Linked DNA regions of Homo sapiens: regions 1, 2 and 4 are each linked to region 3. Evidence: chromatin contacts called from ENCODE Hi-C or POLR2A ChIA-PET data. All regions are on one chromosome and are shown on one strand. Each heading gives the region's core, a stretch centred on a gene start or an enhancer-like site at or near the end of the contact. The rest is flanking DNA. Distances are from core to core; before and after follow the strand shown.

Evidence for each region. A loop is a pair of places that touch in the nucleus more often than their neighbours do. ChIA-PET counts read pairs that join two places held with the same protein, here RNA polymerase II (POLR2A). Pooled maps may share reads with other maps.
Region 1: a loop to region 3 is called in a pooled map, with 2.8 times the contacts of the local background. The contact joins the promoter of GNB4 here to the promoter of ATP11B in region 3. A Hi-C loop is called at or near these places in 4 of 50 pooled maps.
Region 2: a pooled map shows a loop between it and region 3 (5-fold over the local background). The contact joins the promoter of ZMAT3 here to the promoter of ATP11B in region 3. A Hi-C loop is called at or near these places in 5 of 50 pooled maps.
Region 4: a loop to region 3 is called in a pooled map, with 13 times the contacts of the local background. The contact joins the promoter of TBCCD1 here to the promoter of ATP11B in region 3. A Hi-C loop is called at or near these places in 2 of 168 maps with a recorded cell type or tissue (both naive thymus-derived CD4-positive, alpha-beta T cell), 1 of 37 single-sample maps with no recorded cell type and 12 of 50 pooled maps. POLR2A ChIA-PET finds 5 or more read pairs at or near these places in 1 of 52 experiments (CD8-positive, alpha-beta T cell).

What each region holds. Positions count from the first base shown.
Region 1 is chr3:179,450,114-179,452,813 of GRCh38, reverse strand. GNB4 (G protein subunit beta 4) reads left to right here and starts at 1,344. Exons shown (of 10, transcript NM_021629.4): 1 at 1,344-1,468. It also overlaps the pseudogene RPL29P34. RefSeq lists silencers at 1,174-1,323, 1,364-1,773.
Region 2 is chr3:179,070,479-179,073,450 of GRCh38, reverse strand. ZMAT3 (zinc finger matrin-type 3) reads left to right here and starts at 1,642. Exons shown (of 6, transcript NM_022470.4): 1 at 1,642-1,856. RefSeq lists silencers at 1,216-1,625, 1,766-1,915.
Region 3 is chr3:182,792,141-182,794,840 of GRCh38, reverse strand. It overlaps ATP11B (ATPase phospholipid transporting 11B (putative)), which reads right to left and starts at 1,337. Exons shown (of 30, transcript NM_014616.3): 1 at 1,055-1,337. The coding sequence starts at 1,081. ATP11B-DT (ATP11B divergent transcript) reads left to right here and starts at 1,477. Exons shown (of 3, transcript NR_187316.1): 1 at 1,477-1,761. RefSeq lists a silencer at 753-1,502.
Region 4 is chr3:186,565,825-186,568,637 of GRCh38, reverse strand. TBCCD1 (TBCC domain containing 1) reads left to right here and starts at 1,299. Exons shown (of 8, transcript NM_018138.5): 1 at 1,299-1,371. RefSeq lists a silencer at 1,106-1,395.

The DNA.
Region 1 (2,700 bases), core at 95-2,594, 3.3 Mb after region 3:
TTGATATGCAGAATATTTGGCATTTCTTTCTTCTTAATGGAAAAATGCTCCTAATATTAGTAAAAATGAAAATTTTGGGGGAAAAATTATCCACAGTTTCTTTATCTGTGGATAAAGAAAATAGAAACAGCTGCTTCTATTTTTGTCACGGCCTGGCTTTTATACAAAACGGTCACATTTTCCCCACAGTCACAAACAGGGTGTGTTTATCATGGCATCACCTCTTTCAAGGGACTAATAGATTTATTCCAGGTGATAGTGGGAAGCAGCTACAGAAGGAGGATTGGAAGGCTGAGGGGTTGTTAAAGTTATCTGATGATATTGTTCGAACATTTCTCCGGCACAGAAACTCCACAAAGAACTCCTCTGCAGTTTTCGCTACCCAGGGCTGTTTCTTTAAATTGTTTGACGTCAGAGAAGGAATGCTATAGCAACAGTCTGTCAAACTGGAATTAACTCAGAAGAAAAATGGGGGTGGGGAGAGGAAAAATGCTCCCAGGCGGTACTGACTTCAGAGGAAGCAAATTGGATAGATGCATTTATTTTATGACATTTTAAACATAAAACACCCAGATAAATGTGAAAAAAAAAAAAACTCGATTGAGATGCATGTGGTGTTTAACTCATGCAGAGAAGAGCGACTTGGCAGGGATATCTGGAAGGCCTTCCAGTTTTATCAATGACAATAGGAACAATAACTTCCAAGTATTGGCCATTTATTTGGAGGCAGGCTTCGTGCAAACATCACTTCATTTAATATGCTTAGCACCTTTATGAGGCAGGTATCAGTATCTTTATTTTGGCGATGACGAAACTTAGGCCCGAGACGGTACACGGTCCTACAACTAGTGATGGAAGAGCGGGGACTGCAACGCAAGGTTGTGCAACTCTGGGCTTCAGTTTACTTTCTGACATTTAGAATTCCAGAATGGGAAACCTAAATGGGGCCTTTGGGGTCTTCTAGCTCTGCCCTTCGATCCTGCTAACAAGCAAACTGGCGCCTGTCAGCGCCGGAAAGGAAACTGGCCACGCCACTTAGACGGGCGCTACTTAGCAGCGTGCCCCGGCGCCACACCAACAAGAAAACGAAACTGCCCGGGAATGAATGTTTTTCTTCTCCTTCTGGCAGGAAACGAGAGAGAAAATAGGAAGCAGAAGCTGCGCGCGGCGCCCGCTCCCTTCGCCCCCCGCCCGGGCTGCGCGCGCTCCGAGGGTCTGCGCGTCCCCGGCACGTCCCCGCCGGGCCCGCGCGCCTCGTGCCTCGCGCCTCGCGCCTCCAGCCACGTCCCCGCCCCGGCTCCGGCGCGCCGCGGAGTTGGCTGCTGGGAGGTGCGGGACTGGGTGTGGCCGGCGGCTCTGGTCTCGGCTGTGAGCTGCGCTCTCCACGCCGGCTCCGCGCTCCAGGGGCTGCTGAGCGCCCAGCGGACACCGGCAGCGCGCGGTCGACGCGGGCCTGAGCTCCCTCCAGGTAGGCGGCGAGCTCGCGAGCGGCGGCTCGTCGGTGCGCCCCGCGAAGCGATCCCGGGCTTCTCGCAGGGACGTGGGGCGCCGCGAGCCACCCCTGCGGAACGGGGCCCGGGTGACGGCGCGGGGCGGGGCGGGTCTCCCCGGGCTCGGGCGGCCGACGCTGCCCGGGAGGGACGAGGAGGGCGCGCCTGTGTCGCGCCCAGCTGCCACGCGGGAACTGGCCCCACGACCGCCGGCGCAGGCACTTCCCGGGCGGTCCAGACCGCTCGCCCCGGGGAGCGAGGAACGGTCGGCGGTCCAAGTCCTGCAGACCCCCCTGGTTTCTCGTCACTCCCCGAGGCCTCCTTCCAGGAACTCAGAGCACGAGCCCGTGCGTGCCCCCAAAATAACGGGTATTCGGGACTGCCCAGCAGGGCTGTTGGGTGGAGAGTGCTTGGAAGACTCATAAAAGTTCTACGCTGAGTCCAAAATTAGTCCAATGGTTTTGTTTCAGATTTATTTTGGAAATGATATAATGTCCAGAGTTTGGGGATGGGAGGGGATTGATGAATTTTGAATACTTGTGAGTTCAGTACAATAAAAAGTGTTTTGCTTTTCTCTCCACCTTTTTCTGCTTCAGAACACAGATGATTGCCATATACTTTGATATGTATTGCTATTCGCTAAGGGAACGTTGAATTTTCAAAAGTTTGAAACCAGGCTTTCATTTGTTTATACAAGCAATACTTTGTTATTTTTCGTCTCCTTGTGTTCCCTTTTCTCCCACTCCTTCCCTTTCTCTTTCCATAAAGGATAAGGATGCATCTTTCTCCCTCTCAGCCACCGACAAAGTAGCTTGGCGTGTGGCTTAGCGGGAAGTTTTCTTAAAACGTTCAAAATTTAATTGTTGATTAGAACTTTTATTATGAGTCCGTCTCAGTGTTGCAAACAGAGTTTATGACCATTAAGTACATCTTCTAGGACAGAGACAGAACACACGCTACTTAATTTAAGATGGGAGGGAAGTTATTTCTAGTCGGAGAGGAGGACGGCTGATTAGGTGCATTCAAAATTGTGTGCTTCGAGTCTCTGCCATTGTTCATTTTAATACTCTTCAGTTTGGGGCTTTTGGTTTACTACTGATCCTAGGCTCTGAAAATTTACTGTATATTTCAGTATGTGGCTTAAAGACATTTTAAGATTTTCCATGTTGCATTTTGGTTTGTAGATGAATTTGAAACTGAAATAGAAACT
Region 2 (2,972 bases), core at 393-2,892, 3.7 Mb after region 3:
TGGGGGTGTGAGTGAAATGATGAGGGGAGACTGGTGGAAGGTCAGATCGGAAAGGCTCCGCAAGGCCTACTTGTGGTCCTAGATAAGGAGTGTGGACTGTGAAGTTCTAAGACTGGCTAAAGACCATATAGAAAAGGGGCTGGAGAGTGGATTTTAGCAGCATTTATTATTTTAGAAACAATATAGCCCTTTAAAATAGTGACACATAAAGTAAATGTACCTATACAGCTGGAAAAACAATTCAGGTGATGGATTACTCTCCCCAAATGGCTGGTGTACACTGTGTGTATATGTTTGTACTTCATATTCATTGTACTTATGAAGTCTTTTATGGTTTGTTGTTGTTGGTATTGGATTGGTGCATTTTTCAGCCAAAGAAACAGCCTTGATTTCCTGCAGTTGTTTCCCTACTAATAGGGCACATCTTACTATACTTAGATCTCCTTGGCATTTTAATTCGTGTTTTAAAAAATAACCACACAATAATGCAAATGTACTTAATGCCACTGAACTGTACTTTTTTTTTTTTTTTTTTTGAGACGGAGTCTCGCTCTGTCACCCAGGCTGGAGTGCAGCGGCGCGATCTCGGCTCACTGCAAGCTCCGCCTCCCGGGTTCACGCCATTCTCCTGCCTCAGCCTCCCGAGTAGCTGGGACTACAGGCGCCCACCACCACGCCTGGCTAATATTTTTGTATTTTTAGTAGAGATTGGGTTTCACCGTGTTAGCCAGGATGGTCTCGATCTCCTGACCCCGTGATCCACCCGCCTCGGCCTCCCAAAGTGTTGGGATTACAGGCGTGAGCCACCGCGCCCGGCCTGTACTCTTAAAGTAGTATATTTGTTATCGTTTGCCACACACAAAAATAATACCCCAGCAGATCTTCATACGAGTTAATTTACGCTATAAGTTTAGAGCCGGAATTTCCTCAGCTCATCACTCAGTGTTAACATTGAAGATGTCCAGGTTGGTTATGAAGGATGTGACATCCTAGCGTTGGCCACTCTTTTCCTGGTCCTTCCTGTCTTGCAGGTGAGCCTCTGGGGGTCAGGAGAAAGTCTCCTCTATCTCCTGCTCACTTTCGTGTAGGGGAGGGAAGGTGTGTGTGTGGGTGGGTGGGGGCGTTTTGTGTGAGGGAGGCCGATACTGGGCAGGCAGCCACGCTCTTCTTCCTCCATCCTGGGGCGGAAGTGGGGAGAGCAGCAGTTTAAAGGTTCTGTTGCAGCAGTTTAAAGGATCCACTCAGCCGCCTTAACCGCCAACCAGCAGGCTAAGGGAGGAACAGAATGAACAATGTTTGGATCCCAATGACTGGAGATGAAAGTTGCAAAAGCTCTGCCCAGGCTTCTACCAAGGATTAACTTTCCAGGGCATCTGCTGAACTGCTCTTCGGGGCTGTCTGCTGAGATTGGCGGCGGGACCCTCCCGCCTCTCACTCGTGCCTTTGTTCCCCACGCCGGCCTAACCCCGCGCCCCTGCGCTCGCGGCCAGGGCACCTGACCCACGCGCCGCCCGCCGGGGATGCGGGAGCCGCCACTGCTACCGCTGCCACCGCTGCCGGGCCTGCTCCGCCAAGCACATGCGCAGTGGCGACGCCGAGCCGGCGCCCTCAGTCTCCTCCTCCACCGCCTCCCGGTTCCGCAGTCACTTCCTGCAGCTGTTTCCCTGTGGGTCGGGTTGGACTGACTTTTGACAGTCAGCCTTCGGCTGCGGAGGGGGCTCGGCGGCGGCCGGCGGAGAAAGTTGCTCCGAGAAGAGGCTGGGTCGAGCTGGGCCGAGCCGGGCGCGCAGGGCGGGCGTCGCGGGCGTCCCGGGCGGACGCGGCGCGGAGACTGCCGGCGCGTCCCGGGGGTTCCGGTAAGTGCGGGCGATTGGGAGCCGCGGAGCTTTCAGGACGAGCCCCTGGAGCGCCGGGGACTAGCGGTTCCTTTCCGATGCTCTTTCCATCTGCCCTCCACGTGACAGGGCTTGCGCTGCTTCTATTTATCAGTTTGCTTGTTTCAGGCATTTCACGTGGACCAGGTGGATCATCTGTGCGTGCAGCTGCCTTGGCCCTCTCAGTTGCCCCCGCCCCGTGGGAGTCGGGGGATTCCATCCTTCGTGATGGCATCCATACCGGGTTGAGGTGCGTGTGTGGGTTCGTGTGTATGCATGCACATCTTAGGAATGTAAGGTGGATGTGGGCGACGCTGAACTGTCTGTAGCTTTGATTCAAATCTGTAAACAGTTCTCTAGGATTAGGAACCGTCACAGCGGAGACTGAAAAACATTCGCCAATTCACCAAGGCCTCTTCCCCAGTTTTCTGCGTTCTTTTGAGCCTTCTTTATAGGATACACCTTGCCTCAAGTGATTATTATTATTATTTTTTTTAACTTTTCTCCCTCTCATTCCTTCTTGCTGCGTTCTGATGACCTCTGAGTAATGCTCGCTGCCTTTCCCTCATTTCCAGAATTCCCAATTACAGACTTACCTAGTTTGCTGAGGTGCTCCTAACCTGTTCCTTTATTCTATTCTCTTTCCTCTGTAGATTTCTCCAAATGAGACAAGAGATTGTCTTTAACACAGTATGTGAAGAGTAGGCCCCAGTCCAATCATTAAAACTAAGTATGCTATGACAATTAATTTTCTTTAAACAGGGTACCTTGTGAAGCTTTGATTTTCTTTAATGTCGTCTTAGCTCCTTTCCAAACCAGGACATTAACCAGCATAAATCCTTCATTTATGCCATCGCAAGCATCAAAGTGACTGGTTTTTAAGATTTGAAGAATATTTATGCCAGTCTTCAAATTAGTCCCTTTTAAACCAATGCAACAGTTGAACAGATCTGAGTTGCATGTTTTGGGTCTCTGTATTCCATCATTCATGCATTCACTGAAGACTTGGTTTTATTCATTTTAAGATTTATATTTTATACTAATTTTTGTTTGCAAATGTACTAATATTTGATGCAATTGTCATACATAGATTTTTTT
Region 3 (2,700 bases), core at 88-2,587:
TGTAGAAGCATTAAGTTAATGCGATTTAGAAATTAAATAGTAACCGGCCTCATCACACAGATAAGGTTAGGCTTCTTCAGCCAGGGGCAATTTCTGTCCTAATTGTCACAGCTGCCTTAATGCTGTACTTTCTGCGCTGTAGCTGCCAGGAGGCAGATAAGATTTTTCTCTCTGAATTAATTCTGGGAAAGGTGGCACTTTTTATAGGCCTTAAATGACCCTTTTCTAAGATTTTTTGTTGGTGGTGTCCAGATGTTCCAATAATACTGGAGAGTTAACTATTCCTTCCAAACCTGTGTCGTTCAAACTGCCTTGAGGAGAACGGGAAAAAAGTAAGGTTCACACTCGAAAAGTTTCACTCGGGGTGGGGTGAGGACGAGGTAGGAAGGAAACGACAGTACGTATCGTTCGTAACTATCGTACAATACGTATCGTTTCCGAAGCTAGACCGGCAGCTGGCACAGTCTTTCCCCTTTCCAGGTCCTGGGGAGAAACGTCTCTCGCTGAGGGGGCTAGACACCTACGACAGCCTCCTCCTCGGGAATCAACACAGCTCTGGATCGTGACACGCTTCCAGAAGTCCGTGACGAGTGGGGGCAGAAGACAGGTTCTTCGCTTCCCCTTCACCCAAACACGTCCCAAATTGTTCGAGGCAGGAAGAGCACGCCTCTCTCATCTCCCCAAGACCTACTCTCGCTCAGCTCCCTCGCCCTGTTTCCTCTGGGGGCACCGCCACCCCGCTCGGGACTCCCGCCTCTGGCCACAGCAGCCCCGGAGCGGCAAGGGGGAAGAAGTAACGGAGAAGCGCCGGCTAGAAGCGGCCGCCTCCGGCCGCTCGGCGCCAGCCTCGGCGGCCCGGGCTTGGAGGCGAGACGAGCCCGGGAGCCGCACGGGGCTTCTCCGGCTCTGGGCCCCGCGCCCGTCTCCGCTGCGGCCTAGCCGGGCGCCCACGCCCTGGCCTCCCGGCTCCGCGCCGCCGGCCTTTCCCCGCCACCCCGGGCCGAGAGGCCCCGCGGGGGCGGACGAATGGAGGTGGAGGGGCGGGGGCACCTACCAGCTGCTGCCGGATCCAGCGCCACATTCCCCCGTCGTCGCCGTCCGGGTCCCGCGGGGCGCGGGGGCCGCGGGGCTGCAGGTGGAGGCCGACAAGACAGAGGCGGGAGCGGGCGAGCCCCTCGGGCCGAAGTTCCGCTTACCGCCGCCGCCGCCACTGCCTCACTCCCCGCGCCGCGTCCCCATCCCGCGGCGTCGGCCCCGAGTCCTACAGGCGCGGCCCCGGCGCCGCCCCCGCCCGGCGCAGCTGAGCCTGCCGCCGCGCCGCAGCCACCTTCATTATTGACCGTTGTCACCCAAAGCACCCCCGCAACCCCACCCCCGCCCCGCCCCGCCCGGCCCCCCGGCTCCACCCGGGACCGCCCCCGGCGCCCCGGCCCGCCCCCGGACGTGACGAAAGGGGGTGCGCGGACCGAGGGGGGCCTGGCGCGCCCCGCCGCCGTTCCGAGTTGGGGGGTTTCTGTGTTGTGGGTCCGGGAAGAAGCGAGCGTGGAAAGGTGCCGGGTTCTCGAACGCTGTTTCTGTCCACTGCCACCCTCCTCCCCGTTCTGGGAGTGGGATTAAGTCGTGTCTGTGGGTCTGGCCATCTCCGGAGTCTGCAGCTTGGGGCCGATTCCTCGGTCTCTACCTCCTGTTGCAGGTCTTTTTCGGGCTCTGTGGCTTCTTTGGTTCACGCGTCTCCCGACACGCATACGCACAGTCCTGAACGTATGTGACTGAAAGTTAATCCCCCCAGAAGTCCCAGTTTGGGTTCCATCAAGCTGTAAGAGCTTTCGTCTCAACACAAGTCAGGCCTCTTCTTTAGCAAATGGCTGAGACGGGGCTAGGGAAATCTTGATCACACCCATTAAGTGATTCGAAAGCGTTGCAAGTCCCCTGAGCCTGGTACAGCCTGGACCCGTGTTTCTAGGCGAATGGATGAGATATTCTGTCTTGCCGTGTGCTAAATTGGACAGGTTCAGGGGAAGATAATTTGTATAAAAAGGTAGTTCTTTACTGCTAACTGCCAAACTTCTGCAATCAAAAACACCCGTAGCAGTAACTTGACCTAGGTTAAAAAAGTGTGTGGATGACAAGCTCAGAAGGAATATACAAGCAACTGGAACAAGGCTTTGACTTAAAGGTTTGGCGTTGTTTAAAAGCAGCCCCGTATACATATTGTGTTATGTATATGTATTGAATGCTGTATTTTTGCTGAATTAAAGCACACTTCACCGACAGACGTTTGTGGTTAAAAAAAAAAAAATTAAGCGGCCGGGCGCGGTGGCTCACGCCTGTAATCCCATGTAATCCCAGCACTTTGGGAGGCCGAGGCGGGTGGATCACGAGGTCAGGAGATCGAGACCTTCCTGGCTAACATGGCGAAACCCCATCTCTACTAAAAAATACAAAACATTAGCCGAGCGTGGTGGCGGTCGCCTGTAGTCCCAGCTACTCGGGAGGCTGAGGCAGGAGAATGACGTGAACCCGGGAGGCAGAGCTTGCAGTGAGCCGAGATGGCGCCACTGCACTCCAGCCTGGGCGGCAGAAGGAGACTCCGTCTCAAAAAAAAAAAAAAAAAAAAAAAATTAAGCAAGAACAAATCTAAATGAGATTAGCATGACTAGGCAGGTCGTTGAATATGCATCCTCAATCTTCTAGTTTCAG
Region 4 (2,813 bases), core at 50-2,549, 3.8 Mb before region 3:
TGAGCCACCACGCCCGGCCTCCTATTTTTTTCATCCCTGGTCCCTAGACTTACACACTGAAATGCCAGTTTCATGAGAGCATGAATCTATATTGTTCTGTTCACAGCTGTATAAAAGAGCACCTTAGAACAGTGCCTGGCATGGAGTAGGTGCTGAAGTACTTTTGAGTCAAAGTTACTGGGATGGTGATCATTGTATGGCTGGCTTCTTACTCTTCAGGCCTCAGCTCAAATTTGGCACCACAAAGTGGCCTTCCCTGACCCCCCGCCCCAATTTTCATAGCATTTTTCACTATTTGAAATTATCTTATTTTATTCCTTAATATGTATTGTCTATTCTCCCTGTTATACACTCCAAGAAAGCAAGGACCTTGTCTGTTTTGTTCACTTCTGTCATTCTAGTGCGTACCACTGTGCCAGACACACAGTGGTACTCAACAAGTAACAGCAGGGTCACTGAGCTAATAAGTGGTGCAGCCTGGATCCTAACCCAGGTATGTGTAAATTTGAAGCCCCTGCTTTCAGGAAGATACCCAGTAGGGACAATGGCCACACAAAAGAGGAACTAAATTGCATTTTACGGTCTAATTTACCTTTGTATCTATCACACCTAGAGAGGCCATAAAGGAACTAAAAAAAGCAGGAAATGTCCAGAAATTCTGAAATGGAAGTTTAAAGGAAGGAGTGATGGCTTCTGCCCGGTAATCTGAAAAAGCTTCATGAAGGTGGAAACACGGCAGGAAAGCTAACAGAGTTAAGGAGCTGACACCGAGGGGCGGCAGGGAGTGCCAGTCTTGCTTCAGACGCCCTGGGCTTGAATCTTGGCTCCATCTCTTGTGTGACCTTAGGGTTGTGTTATTTTCACCTTTCTAGGCCCTAGTTTCTTCATCAGTAAAACGAATGTACTTAAAGGGCTCTTGACAAGACTTAGGAAATACACATAAAGTTGCTTTACACAGTGCTGAGACCATAGTAAGTGCTCTATAAATGCAAACTGCCATTAGTATTAGTAGCATTTCTGATGAAAGCGTGCTGATCTTACCAGCAGCTATTAGCTGACCACAGTTATGCGGAGCAACAGAAAGCTTCCTACCCCCCCGGGTTGAAAGGCGCGACACCAGAAAGCGGTGGGTCTGGCTCCAGGTGCCACTGTTGCGGACTCTCGACCCCAGCCTAGATTTTCTCAGACGCTTGAGCCGCAATCTGCCGCTCTAGCAACGGGGTCCGCCAGGTCTCGGTGGTGCGGGGCCTCGCGCTTGCGCAGTGGGCACGGCAGCGGCGCGCGGAGGAGGGTGAGGGGCGGGCCCAGCGAGCGGACGCCGGGCGCGGCGGCGCGCGGAGAAGTGCGGCGGAGCGGCGCCTGCATTAGCAGGTAACCGCGCACTGGGTGCGCCGGGGAGGGCGGTGTGGGTTAGTCAGGCTTCAGGCTTGGGTCGAGGAGGCTGCCTTCGCGCTTACCGCGTCTCGGGTCAGCTACCGACCCTGTCAGCGTGAGCGTCTGTGTTCCTGAAGTCCGGTCGCGACGCTGGGGCGGCCCACGCAGAGTCCCACCCCGGATCGCGTCCAAGGTGGCGGCGAAGCCCCAGGACAGCCGCCTTGGACCCACGCCGATCTCCCGACCTGAAAAACCTTAACCTCAGGGCACCGCCAGGGTCAGAGCCCCAGTTTATGTTTGTTTACGGATTGAGCCCTCTCGATTCTCGGAGTTAGAATGGAGGGCTCATCTCTGGGATCTGGCTGTTGACAGGGGCTCAGTACCTCACAGAGCAGCCTCTTTACATTTTGGAGAGAACCGAGGTCTTCCTCGCCTAACTTTTATCGTCTGGTTTTACTCAAAACGACTCCAGTCTCTCCACATTGGAAGACAGCTGCCTTTTGCCCTTCCACGCCCTTCTTTTGAGTTTACTCTCCCTGGTTCTTTCACCTGGCTTCCTGTCTAAGACTCTTTATTCTGGAAATTCTCTTCTGGATCCACTCCCGTTTTTAAGAGATTCTCCCAAAACTGGATTCCTAGAGTACATTTATAGTAATGCAGTTCTCAAGTCAGACCTGAATCCTAATCTAGAGCTGTGCCAGCTAAGTAGGTGTCCTTAGGGAAATCCCTTAACTTCGCTAAGCCTCATTTTTTTTTCATCGAAAATGTGTACAGTCTTAAGTACTGTATCTCCAGGTGGTTGTGAGGATGAAAGGAGGTGAAGTATGCAAAATCATGAGCATGATACCTGGTACATAGTAAGCACTCGATTGATGTCAGTTATTTTTCCGAACAGATGATTCTCGAGAGAGGCACAGTTGGCAGGCCGGGTGCGGTGGGTCACGCCTGTAATCCCAGCACTTTGGAAGGCCAAGGCAGGCGGATCACCTGAGGTCAGGGAGTTCAAGACCAGCCTGGCCAACATGGTGAAACCCTGTCTGTACTAAAAAAATACAAAAATTAGCCTGGCGTGGTGGCGGGAGCCTGTAATCCCAGCTACTTGAGAGGCTGAGGCAGGAGAATCGTTTGAACCTGGGAGGTGGAGGTTGCAATGAGCCGAGATCGAGCTATTGCACTCCAGCCTGGGCAACAGAGCGAGACTCCGTCTCAAAAAAAAAAAAAAGAGAGAAGCACAGTTTTCTTAGAATCAAATGCAAAATATAATAATAGCAATAAAATTTTCATCAGTCATATAATTGATTTTTTAAATTAGTTTTTATATTTTTAAAAAAATGATGTTGCTAATGTTGAGGAGTGCACAGTGAAGTAGGTACCAGAGTCAAAGGATGGTACAATTTGATAAAATCATTTGGAAGCAACAAGGATATATTTCACAAGCT